Regions from separate parts of the Homo sapiens genome. Here regions 1 and 3 are each linked to region 2. A link is a loop called in an ENCODE intact Hi-C map of the cell type or tissue named here. Cell type or tissue: ascending aorta. All regions are shown on one strand.

Evidence for each region. Peaks named below come from ENCODE experiments on the same cell type or tissue, not always from the same donor. Only the 100,000 strongest peaks of a DNase experiment are listed, where the experiment ranks them.
Region 1: it touches region 2 in a loop (2.2-fold over the local background); 5 of 110 quality-filtered maps call a loop at or near these places.
Region 3: it touches region 2 in a loop (2.5-fold over the local background); 8 of 110 quality-filtered maps call a loop at or near these places.

Annotation. Positions count from the first base shown.
Region 1 is chr11:130,859,923-130,864,922 of GRCh38, reverse strand. It overlaps LINC02551 (long intergenic non-protein coding RNA 2551), which reads left to right and starts at 2,813. Exons shown (of 6, transcript NR_125383.1): 1 at 2,813-2,957; 2 at 3,095-3,147. RefSeq lists enhancers at 2,451-2,951, 2,952-3,452. In ascending aorta, a CTCF peak has its summit at 2,784 (motif pointing right); a DNase peak (open chromatin) is centred at 2,802; H3K4me3 peaks cover 345 bases; H3K27ac peaks cover 3,926 bases.
Region 2 is chr11:130,672,933-130,677,932 of GRCh38, reverse strand. LINC02873 (long intergenic non-protein coding RNA 2873) reads right to left here and starts at 4,977. Exons shown (of 3, transcript NR_164144.1): 1 at 4,745-4,977. In ascending aorta, no CTCF peak of the experiment used is centred here; DNase peaks (open chromatin) are centred at 259 and 2,262; H3K4me3 peaks cover 908 bases; H3K27ac peaks cover 5,000 bases.
Region 3 is chr11:130,780,243-130,785,242 of GRCh38, reverse strand. LOC105369576 (a long non-coding RNA gene) reads left to right here. Exons shown (of 4, transcript XR_948197.4): 2 at 864-975; 3 at 4,421-4,540. Among named protein-coding and RNA genes, the nearest start is that of LINC02551, 79 kb to the left of the region's middle. RefSeq lists an enhancer at 2,339-3,538. In ascending aorta, no CTCF peak of the experiment used is centred here; DNase peaks (open chromatin) are centred at 2,262 and 3,119; H3K4me3 peaks cover 823 bases; H3K27ac peaks cover 1,895 bases.

The DNA of each region.
Region 1 (5,000 bases), 190 kb before region 2:
CACTCCTTCCTTGCCTGAACAGTCTGCCTCTCAGTTTGCCTGGTCCTTTCCTCCAGGTCCACATTAAACTCCCCTTGCTCGCCCAGGCATCTCTCAGTGCCCGAGTCCCCATCTCTGGAGCTCCTTCAGAACTAGTGTCTGCGCCACGCATTGGATGCTTGGCACATGCGTCCTTCCACCGTCAGTACCTTCTCTTGTGTAGATGAGTGCATGTCCCTTAGGAGTGTCCTCTAGCACTAGACTAGTGTTTTATCTCTGGGTACTCCCAGGGCCTAGCAGTGAGCCTTGCACACAACACTGACTCTTGAGAATGCTCTTAAACTCTAAAGCCATCTTAGAATCAAAACCTAAGACCACATCCAGGAATACAGCCTCGTTCCCCTGGTCTACCAGTGCCCTTACACACCAAGCACATGCCTGAATATGAGGCCTTCTCATTTGCTCTTTCCTCTACCCGGCATGGTTCACTCCCCTACTCCACTGTCTCTGCACAAATGCCACCTTCTCAGGCTTTCCTGACCACCCTGTCTAAAAAATAACATTCCTTATCCCATAATCCCTATCCTGCTGATTTTTCTTCATAGCACTTACTATTGATTTATATTCTATTATTATACTATATTACATTACACTATATTTGTTTTAATTGACAAAATTATATAGATTTATTGGGTACAGCATAACATTTTGATATATGTTTACATTGTGGAATGACTAAATCAAGCTATTTAAAATATGTCTTATCTCACATATGATTTTTTGTGGTGAGAACACTTAAAATATACTCTGAGCAATTTTCAAATATACAATATGTTGTTAACTGTAATCACCATGTTATACAATAGATCTTTGAACTTCTTCCTCCTAACTGAAATTTTGTGTCCTTTGACCAACATCTCCCCAATCCTCCAACCCTTCAGCCTGTTAGCCACTATTTTATTCAGTGTTTCTATGAATTCAGCTCTTTAGAGTTCACATGTAAGTGAGACCATGTGGTATTTGTCTTTCTGTGCCTGGCTTACATCACTTCAGGTTACACTATATATGTTTAAATCTTTCACTGTGTGTGGTTCCCATAAGAATGCAAGCCCCATGAGGGCCAGGACCTTGCTTTATTCACAGCTCACCCTACAGCTCTGCCTTTAGCAGTGTGAGGAATATCGTAGGTGCTCACTGTTTGTGGAATGAGTGGATAGGTGAATGAATGAGCAAATGAATATTTTTCTGTAAAGCAAGGACCACTCTGTGTGATAATGTGACATGCAGCCCACCATGGGATGATGTAAGGCTTCTTTTCACAGAACCGAAGAGCGTTTGAACTATAAAGGTCCTTGAAAGTAGGTCACCGTCCCAATTGTACAGAGTAGGAAACTGAGTCCCAGAGAGGGAAAACAGATGGAAATGAACACTTGGAAAGTTAATATCTTTGATTTTTAATACTTCTTCCTAGAGCGTAGTCCGATGTAACAGTTCATCTGGCGAGATTCTGAGTTACCAATTTTTTATGGGTTTTGCGTTAGAATAATTTTATAATAATCAAAAGTAAATGAGAACAAGGCCAATAGCATAAAATTTCACTCCTTCACACTCCTAAGTGTTTTTCGAGGCACTGCGGAAAAGGAAGCATCTATCGTGGTTGGTCCAGCATCCCTTCAGTAGCTTAGATCTGCAGAAATACTGTTGGAACATCGTTTCTTTATTCTTCCCATCCTTTGTGTGTTAGGCCAAACCCTGAGGACTGTCTGCCTTGGAATAGAGAGGAAATCCAAGCATATGTGCAAAGTTGAGCTGCACTTTCAGCCCCAGGTCTTCAATGGGCCTTCTCCACAGGCACCTGTGAAATGCCAGCAGGGTCGTTGCATGTAGAGGGATCCCACTCAGTGCACCCCTGGGAATGGCTCAGCCGCACTGTGGGTGTAAGCATTAATCACACAACAGCCATTCTACATATTCCTTTTTTATTCTCCAGAGAGTGCCAGGAAAAGTCCTGCCCAGTCAAAAGTCTTCTCTTGCAGCTGGGTGTTGAGGGTGATTGCCCCTCTCTCTCCTTGTAAGATTATGTTTGACAGCAGTGAAAACCAACAGTTTAACAGCAGTAATCTCTTGGCAGGACAGATTGATATGAGCCTTGTCCCAAAACAAAGTAATCCTTTCAGGGAAGTGTATTTCAAGTTGAGCTCACGTTCCCAAGATGCTGAGATTCTTATGTAGCTGACACCGGAGCTGAGGCTGAGCCCCAGCCAGGGATATCCAACGATTGCCAGTAACACCACGGAACTGAGTGAAGATTCAGGGGCTGAGTGTGTTCCTGAGTGCTTCAAACCGGGGGACCTGGAAACCAGAGGACTCCTGGGGAAAGGCTGTCAACTCCAGCCTGCTCTTCCTAAATGGCCTTGTTAGTAGTGACTTCAGCCCTGGCGGTGAGGCATGTGGGTCAGAATAACATTCCCTTTCTTTTCCCTTCACCTCTTTTTTCTCCACGGTTCCTTTTCATAACTTCTTTATTTGCTGCCTAGAGGAGCTTTCTGGACATTTTGTCTCCAGGGAGCGTGACATGTCACCTGTTTCTCACCTCATATGCCTCTGATCTTCTACACCAAGGTAGCTATAAAGGCTTGCTTTCTAGGCTGGGTTTCCCTGCACAGGCCCACTGAACCACTCAAACCTCAGAGGTGGAAGTGCCCAGCGGGCCTCATGGTCAGCTGGGGATAACGGAGTCATTTTCGCAGCCCAACTTCTGAAATTCCACAAGAGGGCGCCCAAGGTCTCCCAAGTCCGGCCACGCCCGGTGGCCTTGAGGCCGGAAGGTGGCGCTGTTGCTTTAGCCATCAAGAAAGGCAAGGCTGGGGACGCCGCATCCCCGGGTGCGGAGGGCGATGCCTAGGGGCGATGCTGTGCCTGTGGCGGCCAAACAGTGCCACCCACTCCGGGAAACAAAGCCAAGCGCCGGACGCTAGGTATGGGAGAGAAGAGCCACCCTGACCCAAGGGAGGGCTCTAGGTGAGGAGCCAGCGTCCTCCGGCTCCGGTTCCCGCTGCACTGCTGCTTTGCCAGGAGGCCTTGAAGAAAGTCATTCATTCTTTCTCCCCCACAGCTTCCTAGGTCTTCCACGTGTTCAACGGAAATTCACAAATTCTCTAGTAGCAGGTAAGCTTCGGATTCAGGAATGAAAAAGACAAAGCCCTGTCCTGGGTGAATTCATTATCCATGGACAGGGGAGGCAGGCGCATCATCGGAAAGTCACCGTGTGAGGAGGGACGTGGAGGCACAGAGGTGCACACGGAAGCCCCCAGAAGAAGGACTTCCCCCAGCCTGGGGAAGCTGGGCGGGCAGGGGTGGGCCAGCGAAGCCTTCCCGGTGATTCTAGGCAGTCTTAAAAGGTGTTAGGAGTCAACTTGGGAAAGATTAGGAAAAGGCAGTGTAGGCCAAGGGACGGCCGGAGCAGAGGCCGCGCGGCAGTGCTGGCATGTGGGTGGGCGGTGGTAAGGAAGGCGGTGGATGAGGATGCAGGGAGCAGATGGGCTGCGTTGCAGGCTGGGCCCCTATGGCCCTCAATAGGTTTTGTGGTCAACATGCTTTGTGGAGTTACAACAAGCAATGGTGGCCCTAACACATATATTCATTTATAGGTCCATAAATCTGCATTCATAGAGATAAATGAGTAATCCCCAGGGTGAAGGAGAACTGGAAGAGACACTGGAGCCAGGTCCACCCTTGGCCAGGTTTTACCTTGACTTGGCGTCATCACTAGGCACTGGTTTTTTTCTCTCTCCTTCTTCCCTGACCAAGAAATACAACAAATTCGTTATGATATCGACTTGTCATGATCCGAAATTGAAGAGCAACCATATATTTATTTGGCAAGATAAATACACACATTCTTTACATAAGATTAGTAGCCACCAGTTTCTAAAAGCATATATTGTCATTTATTTGCCAAAACAAAGGTACATGCCCACATGTTATAGATGGGAAAGATGAGGCCCAGAGCTCGGGTGCATGGCTGAGGTCACCCAATTAGTGGATGGTGGTGCTGGCACTTCTGTCTGGGCTGCTTCACCTTGTCACACACTCTCCACTCCATGCAGGCCGCACCTCTCTAGCAGGGTTTATCACCCAGCTTAGTATCACTAGTACCCAGCACACTCACTCTGTGAAAGACACTGCACTGTGATCTGTAGGGTCTAAAGCTAGGGGTCCATGTCACATACAGAATGGCACTTTTCACAGAAAGAGAGGACAGATGCTGCATGGCTGGTCTCAGTGTTCATTCCGAACCCCCACACTCCAGCGTGAGTACCAAATGGTCATGAGCATTGACGGAGCACACAGTGTACCCTGAGTTCTAAAGACGCAGGACTGTGTCTGAGCTGCCATAACAGAATACCATATCAGGTAGCTGACAAAAAAAAACAAAACAAAACACATTTCTCACAGTCCAGAGAGCAAGGTTCAGTGTCAAATGATGGCCTGTTTCCTCATAGACCCTATCTTCTCACTGTAACTTCACATGTCAGAAGGGACAAACAAGCTCCCTTAGGCCCCTCTTATGAGGGCACTCATCCCATGCGTGTGGCCTCTACCCTCAAGACCAAGTCACCTTCCGAAGGCTCCGCCTCCTGGTATCATCACCTTGGTGTTGAGGATTTTAATCTGTCAATTTTGGATGGAGACAAATGTTCAGACCAAGGATAGGATGGGTTCTCAAATGCACTACTTTATATGATTAGCAACCAGAGCACATGGCTACAGCAGTAAGATGCTTGTTGGCATTTGTGACTATGTTGCAGGAAGGGCCATCCAAGAGCGTCTATGACTTGGTGCACCCTTAGTTCAAATGGCATCTTTCCCAGATGCTTGGTCTCCAAACAGAAAGCAGCCTGCAGTTTCATGTTTTAAAGTTTCTGCTACAGAGATCCTTTGCCAGTGTATTGAAGTTTGTAGAGAGAATGTTTTTAATCAACAAAATGTACTGAAGTAGTGTGCAAAGTTCCAGGAAG
Region 2 (5,000 bases):
GCTCAGTTCCTGATCCCCGATTTACCAATCAGAATGATTGCTTCCCCTTCAAGTACACCTTGATTTACAAATCTTCTGGGAACCAAGTTCTTTTGAAAAGAGACAATCTGAGCAAAGAGAGGGCCTCCCCAGCTGGATGCACAGAGGCTGCCACTGAGGAGAGACAGCAGGCTGCTGCCTAACTTTCCAAGGGAAGAGAGAAAGGAGGTGTCCTGATGCAACAGGGAGAGAAACCACAGCCTGGCACATACCATCATGCCTCACATTCCATTGCTGCCCCTGGTAACGGTTTCTGACAACAAAATGTGGCTGGAATGCATACTCGTGTTAAATTACTGCTCTTGCCTGAGATAAGATAAAAGACATTTCTCTTGTTTGGGCTACTAAACAGAAAGTAGATCATAGGTGGTACTGCATAATGGCTCAGGAGCCAGGTTGCCAGCATTGTTATCCCTACTCTGTGTCCTAAGACGAATTACTTAAGCTCTTGGTGCTTTGGTTTCTTCCTCTGAAATAAAGTGAATGTTGATAGTGCCTACCTCATAGGGTTGTTTTGAGGCTTACATAAATTAATAGATGTAAACTACTTAGAACAGGATCTCTGAGTGCTTCATAATTCTTGGCCATCATTACCTGAGTCTCAGTTATCTTTACTAAAGAGAAGACGAGGAGGGATGAACTATTCAGAAATCGGCTTCTTATACAGAAACATACTCCCTTAAACATATATTGCTCATTTTCCAGTCCCAATATCCTCTGCTTTGGAGAGCCTGGGAGTTGAATGGGGATATATTAGGAATATATTAGGAAAAATTTGTAAGAACACCACTGAGATTTGGCAGTGAGAGGAAAGGCATGTGATTGCAGCATTCCGCTATGTGTACATGGGTCATTCAAATTCCCATTTCCTCTCCTTTCTAAAAGCTGCCATGACACCCATCAACCCAAGTCATGGCTCACCCTGCTTCATATGTGAGGGGAGGGTGGGAAGAGTACAGAGTGGGTGGTTCCTTGAAGTCAAGGGCTTCTCTCCCTACGTGTGAGTCTTGTTACTTCAGAATGGACCATGGGCTTCGCCATGGTTGAGACCAAGGCAGGGTATAACTGCTTCCAGCTCTAAGGGCTTTTGCTGGACTATTAAGAGGAATTGAATCATTGGCAGCTCAAGAGGGGCCAGGCAGGGCTGGGGCTGGGCAGGAGAGAGAAAACCAACCCCACATGAGGGGTCAGGAGCCAAATGGCAGGCCAGAGCCAGTATCTAATGGCTGTGGCTCAGAAGCCAGGGGAGCACAAAGGAGCTAAGCAGGCCACTGGGATGATCCGAGCTGCAGGACAAAGTGGGCTGACAGGGGGTCTCCAATCCCAGCAAGACCACCTTTCAGGCTCTCCAAAGGAGTCCCAGCAGAGAAATAAAGGTAGCATACAGATCAGTCAATAGGTTGTCGGATGAATTCAGAAGCAAGAACTAAGGGTTTGACAGTAGGTTAGGGCAGGACTCTGAGCACCAAAGATTGTCAGGGCTTCCTGGGGGTCCTATATACTGGGGTACTGGTAAGGAAACTGAGACGGAACCCTTATACCCCAGGAGTTGGCCTTCTTTGTGGAGACTGACATTTGGAACATAAAGTAATAATTGTAATTGCTGTTACCATTTATTAGATATCTACTCTGCCAGGAACTGGGCTTACATTCACATTTTTTGTCTCTTTGAATCCTTACAATAACCTCAGAAGCACTGATATTATCCTTCACACACTGGGATGTAAGTTCTATGCCTTGGGCCAAGGGGCTTGGTTTGTTTCATTCCCAGCTATGTACTCAGAACCAAAAATAGCATGTGCCAGTCCAGAAAAGGAACTTAATATTTGCCGCATATTTATCTCTGTTTTCCAGTGAGGGCACTAAAGCTTAGAAAGGTAAAGTGCCTTTCACAGAGTTCCACAGATTGTGAACAAAAAGTCAGAATCCAAACCTAGGTATGTCTGAGCCCTAAGTTTGTGCTTTTTTCCATTTTTCTACTCCGACTATCATAAAAAGAATGTTGGCCTCACGTCAGGATAACCCAGCATCTAGTTTCAGTTCTACCTCTAACTGTGTGACCTCAGGCAACTGGCCTTATTTCTCTGGGCTTCAATTTTCTTCTCTGGAAATGAAAGGGCTCAGAGCAGCTCGTGTCCAATATTCCTTCCAGCTCTCTGGTTCTGCGCCTTCCACGGCTCAAGGGAGCCCCATGGGATTGGTCTGAGTCACACTGGAGGGCTCTCAGGAAGCGGTGACTTGGAAGGGTCGGCTGATGGGCGGCCTGACCAGAAACGTGGAAAATGTGGGGCAAGCAGCTGCTAGAGTGAAAGAACAGCCGGTGGGAGTCTGGCTCTGTCTCCCATCAGGAAGATATTGAATTTCCTCACCCTCGTGGGGAAGTGGCTGCTGCTGCTCTAGCCCAGGGAAACCGACATTTTGCAGCTCTGGGAGTTAAGCAGCTCATGTTTTCAGAGCCTTGTGACCAATCCAGTAGAGTGAGGGGGCCAGTGATCTCTGGTGATTAGACCTAGTTGACATTTGGGGACTATAAGATCCTGAATGCAGAGTACTCATTCTAGCCATAGTCACAAAATCCCCTTAATTAAAATTTCATTTTCAACTTAGGTTTTAAACTCTCTTGCTCAGTAAGGTTCATCTATTTAAAACACAGCAGCCCAGAAGAATGAACTTAAAACAGCCATGGAGTTGCTTTGAATTATGTGCTGTGTGAAAGATGCCTAGTATCAGATTTAACAAAGTTTTACTGCCTTGGCTTTAATGCTATTATTAAGAATAATTTGTGTATGTTTGTACAGGCTTACTCCCCAAAGTTCATATTGTTTTCTTCCCAGGAACTCAAAAGCAGCTCACACGCAGTCTTTGACATCCCTTTCTCCCCTCTGTAGCTCCCTTTGTTCAGTGAGGTGAAGAAAAAGGCCTTGTTACATTACAGTGGAGATGTTTAAGCTTCTGGGAGACAGGGCATCTTCCAGAATCTGGTGAAAGCTGTGAGTCATCTCCACTTCCACCATCCTTCCATCCCCAAATCACACGAGCACATACACACAAAAAGTTCCATGCCACTTCAACTGTTCTGGAGCTCCCTAAGCAAATCCACAGAGGTCTCTAATGCTAGGTTAAACTCCGGGTTATTTTAATACATCGTGCTGGAACAACTGCAAAAACAAAAATACAATGGGAGGTTGAGGCTGCGGTGAGCTGTGATTGCACCACTGCACTCCAGCCTGGGCAATAAAGCCATACTCTGTCTCAAAAATAATAACAATAATACATTAAGAAAAAGAATTGAACCTTGATGCTTACCACACACCATATCTAAACATTAACTTAAAATGGATCATAGGCCTACAACTAAGTGCTAAAACTACAAAAACCCTAGAAGAAAATCTTTGTGACTATGGGTCAGACAGAGTCTTCTTAGATATGACACAGAAAACATGACTTAGAAAAGAGAAAAGCGATAAATTGGACTTCATCAAAATGAAAGGCTTTTAGTCTTTGGAAAACATTGTTAAGAAAATAAGACAAGCTACACATTGGGAGAAAACATGTGTAACACATCCATCTCTGTCCATGTTTGCTCACATTTCAATGTTAACTCTTAGCTTTATAATAAAATGGAAAGGATACCTTTTAACGGGGCATCACACTAACTGAAATAAAATTGGGTTCTGTGACCAAGGCAGAGAAGAGGAACGCACACTGGGTAAGCAACCAAGAGTGTGCTACATGTACAATATAAAATTATAAAAGAAAATAGAATCTCAGCAGGTGGTAGGTAACCAAGCAGGTCCCACAAGTCTGATCCTGTCTGCTGCAAGGTAGTAAGGGCAGAACATCATCTCTGCCCTGGATTCCCATCTGTGCCTAACACAAAGGAGGCCAGGGGAGAGAGCTCATGTGCTGATCTGGAATGCACAGACTACAGAGAAAAGGGCAGAAGAGGAGAGACCACCACGGGTGGAGCTGTCCACAAGGTGTGTGGAGGACATGGTCCTGAACTTGGCCTTCAATGCAAGGGATGTCAGGAAGCCAGAGGAAGGAGAGCAGGCCTTGGACTAGAGCATGGAAACAGGTGTTGGGTGCTACCTTCAAGGACCAAGAAGGCAACATGCCCTACCACAGCAGGAGGGGCATGCTGAGAACAGGAGCTGAAATTTCTCTGAGCCAGGTCAAAGCAGAGGCCGAAAGTGCCAGCCAGGGAATTTGGAGCTTGATGACAAAGTGGACTGGCTCTCCTAGAACCATGGGGTGACTTGATGAAAGTTGATTCATTCAGATCTGCTGCTTCTCCTCCAAACAGGACCCTGGTGATGGACTTTCTCCACACCCACCTTCAGGGAAGATGCACTCATTCATTTCAGCAGAGGAACGTCCCTCTTGCTGCACCAGTCACAGGCATTGGTCATGGAGCACCAGGGCTCTCTACTGCGGAACCTCATGCAGCCTCGCAGGCTTTCTCAGCACAGCACCCAAAAAACATTACCAAGTAGTCAGAACAGGCATTTGGGACACACCCAGCATGGTGGGGGCTGACAAACCCTACCCTTGTTCCCCCAACCCCACCCCCGCCTCCAGGGCCTCCCACTGAACATCTACCCCACCTCCATCGCCACCATCATTTCTCTTCTGCTGTGTGTGTTCTTCAGGCAGCAGCTGTTTTTCCTGTCACTGCATAATATTCATTTAAGCCTGATTTCACCTGGGAAAAATGCTGGAAATAAGCCAGACTCCAGAGTGATGTGGTCATGACCAGATCCCTCCAAGATGACCTGGAAAGCTGAGTCCACCTGAGCTCACAGGACGGCTGGAGCTGGGCCAGAATGGAGAGGCCGCTGGTGGGCCATGCCCCAGTGACCCCAGCCCGAGGGGTGGCAGCCAAGCTGGCGAGGAAGAGACAGAGGAGGACCATGTCAGAAACTCACAAGGACAAGTGAGGGGTCCTGGTGAAAGCATAA
Region 3 (5,000 bases), 110 kb before region 2:
CTAAAGCCCAGAGACAGTCAGAAAGTGTCCCACTCACCTGAGGGACCAGGACAGGGGAGGCTTGGGAGTCCAGGTCTGAGACGACGGATGACAGCCCCCAGCTGGAGAAAGGGCTTCGGGAAAGAGTCCAGCGGGAGGGTTAGAATTCCTACCACACTCGGCAGCTGGGCCAGCCCAAGCCTGCCATGGGTTATAAGACTTTGCCATTTAAGCAGGTTGTGTCAAGGACGGCAAGGTAAGGGCAGGGTACTTTTTGAGCGGTGGCAACCAATAATTGGTGAGTATAATCTAAGAAACTTGAACTACTTTTGCTCAGTTATTTCCAGGTTCGTGTGTGTGTGTGTGTGTGTGTGTGTGTGTGTGTGTGTGTGTCTGTGTTATCCTCTTGAAAAATGTTAATGGAAGTCTTGGCTAAACTTACACTTAAGGGTGAAGAGATGTTTCTACACATTGATCCAGATGAGTGGAGAAATCGGAGCGTTCCTAGGGTTTAAGTAAAGGGAGAGAAATACTCTCAGCATACTTGCTGGCCCCTTTCCATGCACACAAGGTTGAAATTGGAGTTTGAGGGAAAGCAACTGATTAAAAGTTTATACACTTATCCCTAACAATTTGAAATCTGGAGATAAGTCAATATCCTTAAAGGTAAGAATGGACCAGGCTGTTTGCAAGAATTTAATGTTCCCATTTTTTTCCTTTTTTTTTTTTTTTTTTTTTTTGGAGTTCAGTAGTTGCAGGAATAATGATAGTTACCATTTACTATGTGCCAGTCTTCTGAGACCCTTTAAATGGATTGTCCCATTAAATCTTCCTTTACCCCTCATTACCCTTGAAGGAGGTGCTATTTAATCCCTGTTTTACAGATGAGGAAACTGAGGTGAAGGAGAATATGTAATTTGCTCATGGTCCACAGCCTACATTCTTCAGTATGTGCAGGGAAGACCTGGTGGGATCTTCACTATGGGGCCAAAGCAGGTTGGTTCAGTTTCCATTTGGAGAGCATAGGTGGAGTCAGGTGGTTTGAGGGTCATTTGTGGTGTATCAGTCAACCAGCAATGAATAGTACGTTGTATTTTCCAGCCTACAGTTTTGTCATCCTATGGACAATTCCTCTCAGAGGAGGAAGAAAAGAGGGGTGATCAGGGAGAGTGCTCGCACGGGGACAGAAGTGGGTGGATTTGGAATTAACGTGAACAGCCGACATTTCACTTCCATACAGAACTACACTGGGATAATTTTTAAAAATTAAAATTAATAAAAATTCTAAAACTTTGCAAGGATAAATTAAAGGAACTTGGATAATTTTGCTACGGGCCAATGAAGCCATAAAATTGGTAGAGTTTGCCAAGATGTGGAATATTTTTTACTTTCTTCCTAAAAGAACTCTAACATAAAAACCATCTGGTGTCCATATTTCCCAGATCAAGGCGGGGTCTAGGTAGGATGAGGCAGTGAATGGAAGAAGCACTGACCCAGAGGCAGGAGAATGGGTCTAGGCCCATCTTGAAGAAATAATTTTATACTTCCAGCCTCGGCTTCCCTTCTGTAAAATAAACCTGTTGGATTACCTCCAAAGTCCTTTAAACAGTAAAATTCTATTACTCTCTAACAAGTTTGCTCAAAGAACACATAAGTATTTTTTAAATAGTAAAAGGTTATAGAAAGTTAATTTTTGAGTTCATTTTCCCCTGAGTCTGGGCCCTGGCTCCGCCTCTCACCAGCTGCCTCTGCTGCTGTCTACAAAAGCCTGAGGCAGGAACCCACCTCTTTCTTAAATGGCAGATGAAATTGCTCCTCTTGAATGAAGACAATCAGTAGCTACAAGGTAATGGTGAGAGACTGTATACCTAGGAAAGGTTCCCTCCCAGCATGGACAGAGAACTAGGAAAAACATTGGGAGAGTTTAATACTTCCTTTAATAAGAAAGGAAGTATTTTGGAGAAATCTTGACTGGAAAGCAAATCTCCCTCTATCCCTGAAGTCTTTATCCAGGAACAGTGTTCAAGAATCTCTGTGTTGCAAATGTGGAATGCAGTTTTGGTATTCTCCTGCCTCGCATGTATGTTTCATCAACAGGCCGGTGACCAGCTCAAAAAGCCTCAAGTGCTGCCCAATTTCAGGACTGCCTGTCATTTCTACAACCTATGACTCTAGTTCATGCAGCTGAGTTCAGCATGGCCGTGGCTAAACACTGAGTCCTGACATTTACAATCCACCGCTGAGCTTCTTGGGCAAAATGAGGCCCTTTCTTTTACTCACACGTCAGTTGCTTTGGGGGACTCCCAAGACTGAATGTTTTCTATCTGCCATTTCTCCGCAGCTTGGCTATTCCCTGCTGTTATCTTTGGCTCTGTTGCTATGGGCGGAATATTTTTTTGTCCTAGCTTAATAACTGCTTAGCTGCCAGAGGTGCTCATTTCTCATTGTATTGGTGGAGGATTAGCGGAGATGTTTGGGAGATATTTCCTGTATTAAGCAGCAGGGGAGAGCTTGCTGGGCCGATGCCTTCTTTTGACATAGCGTCACACTTTTCCTTTTTTCCACTTTCTCTCTTGGAATGTGCTGAGGCCAGTTATTTGCATCCAGAGCGGCAACTCCTCCCTGACACTTCGCAGATCTCCATCCCTTTTCCAGGTGCCCTTGCAGAAACACTTCTTGGGGAGGCTGTAGTGAGTCCCAGGCAATCATCTCGGTTGGTTTTCTTTCATAGTTGGGGCTCAGCAGTGTCCTGTATCACCAACTTACTTTGCAGGCTTAATTGCCTGGAAACCTATTCCATACTTCACATTTTTTTACAATTAACTCACCAGCCTTCTATTAGAGCCACCATCTCACCCACAATTAACTTGAATCGGGTAATCTGTATTGCCTGAGAGTATAAGATACAAATTTGCAGCTCTGTCCAGAACTCTAACTGCTCATAGATTTTTGGCCCTTGTGTCTGCTTGGGACAATCCTCAAAAGACTGAGAAAAGCTGTCTAGAAAAATTATCAAAGGGAGACAGAAATCTATGAATTTTTGGTTCTTGGTCAGATTGCGATAGAGAAGAATAAATGCTAACAATTTCACTGGAAGTCATTACTAAGAGTTTGGTGATGTCACAGGGATGTGACACAGCCTGGCCCGGGTTTGTCTTTTGAGGCCACCTCTTAAAAGCTCTGGGAATTTTGGTGAGTCACTTTGCCTCTCTTCCCCACAATTTTCTTGTCTATAATATGGGGATAGTTCTGACTCATAAAGTTGTTGTGAGGTGTAAATTTTGGAAGATCCTGTAAACTATAGACATAATATTCTTAGAATTAGGTGAGAATGTATGTGAAAACATTTGCAAACTGCAAAGAACTGTACAAGTGTTAATAGCTGTAGGTCCTACAATGAAAACATAATAAAATTTTTTATCACACTTCAAAGTGTTGGGAGAACCATTTTCTCCTTGCAGTGGGTATTTATCCTTCTGTTAAAATACGATCTTAATCGCTTCCTAACTTGGAGGAATCTCTCACTGTTTGAGGCACAGCCCACCTCCTGCCTGCCAGGTGCTGTGTCCCCAACCCAGGGCATGGAACTAGGGCATCATAACCCAGGCTCAGCCAGTCAGAAGCAGATGCTCAAGGCTTTGTTCCAGAAGCTGGCTGTCCAAAGGAAAGAGACTGCAGCAAGTCCATTCTGGCTGTAGGAGGATAGGGTTGACCATAATGTCTGGTTTCTGGACACAGAGTTGGTAGCAGATCTAGAGTGGCATCTGTCATTCACTCTGGCATTCATCATTCACTCTGGCCAGCTTGGTTGCTGTGAGCAGTGGGGGGCCATCGTGCCTTTAGTTCAGTGGGTGATTTGGGGTGTCATTCCTGCTGCCTTACCTCCCAGCCTGGCTTTGTTGACAACGCAGAGATTCCCTAAGCTGCCCCAAATCCCTTTATATAAAACTGTATTATGGAAAATTCCAAACATACAGAAAATTGAAAGGAATAGAATAATGAACTCCTGTGTATCTATCACCCCATTCCACAATTAATATTTTGCCAATTATTTTACCTGTTTTTTGTCCCCCTCCTCACCTGTTTGGTTTCTTGTTTTCATTTCTTTTCTTGTCTTGTTTCTTTGGTTTGGTTTGGTTTCTTATTTTTTGCTTTGTTTTGTTTTTGTTTGTTTGGGGGCATTTTTTTGTTTGTTTTTGCTGAAATACTTTAAAGTAAGCCCAAAATCTCATGTTATTTCACCCATAAATATCTCAGTGTGTGTGTGCCTTTCTAACTGATAAGGACTGTTTTTACCATAACCATCATGCCATTTTCCACCCACCAGGATTAACAGTAATGCTCAGTATATCCCAATATTCATTTCTGTTCACATCAGCAAGAAATGCTTTCTCTTTCTTATAAGACCCTGACTTACATACTTCTCTTATCCATAAAATAGATACTTCTGCCTCTGAATGTTTTCAGAAGAGTAACTTCTGCTCCTCTCTCTCCCAACCTTGTGGAGGAGTGACCTGATGGCTAAATTGAGAATAGAACTGCAATTCATGGTTCTCTCTCTGTAAGTAACTGTCTGCCCACAAAGCAGCTGTGTTCCACCCGGCTTCAGCTTCCATGGGCTGAGCACACTGGGTCAGGCCCGAGGCCCACCTTGCAGGCTGAGTCTGGAGGAAAATCTCTGTCCTTGAGGAGTGTGAGGAAGTGATTCTGAGTAAACAGAGGTATTCTCTAAATTCAAACTGTTCCTTAATACACGCCAACATGAGGTCTTGGAGTAAAGCCACTCATCCATCCTGCAGTCTCTAATGTTATCAGCCACATCGTTGATCTTCTATCTCTCTTTATTTGATTTCAGCACTGGGGAGATTATTTATAATTTAGGGAAGAGGAAGAAAAAGCAATATCATTTATAAGCCACCAACTTGAACATACACAAAATAATTCAACAGTCATTGCTACAAAGCAAACACACTGTTAAGGACCAGTGACACACAAAAGAGTAGAGCAGCATTCCTGCCCTA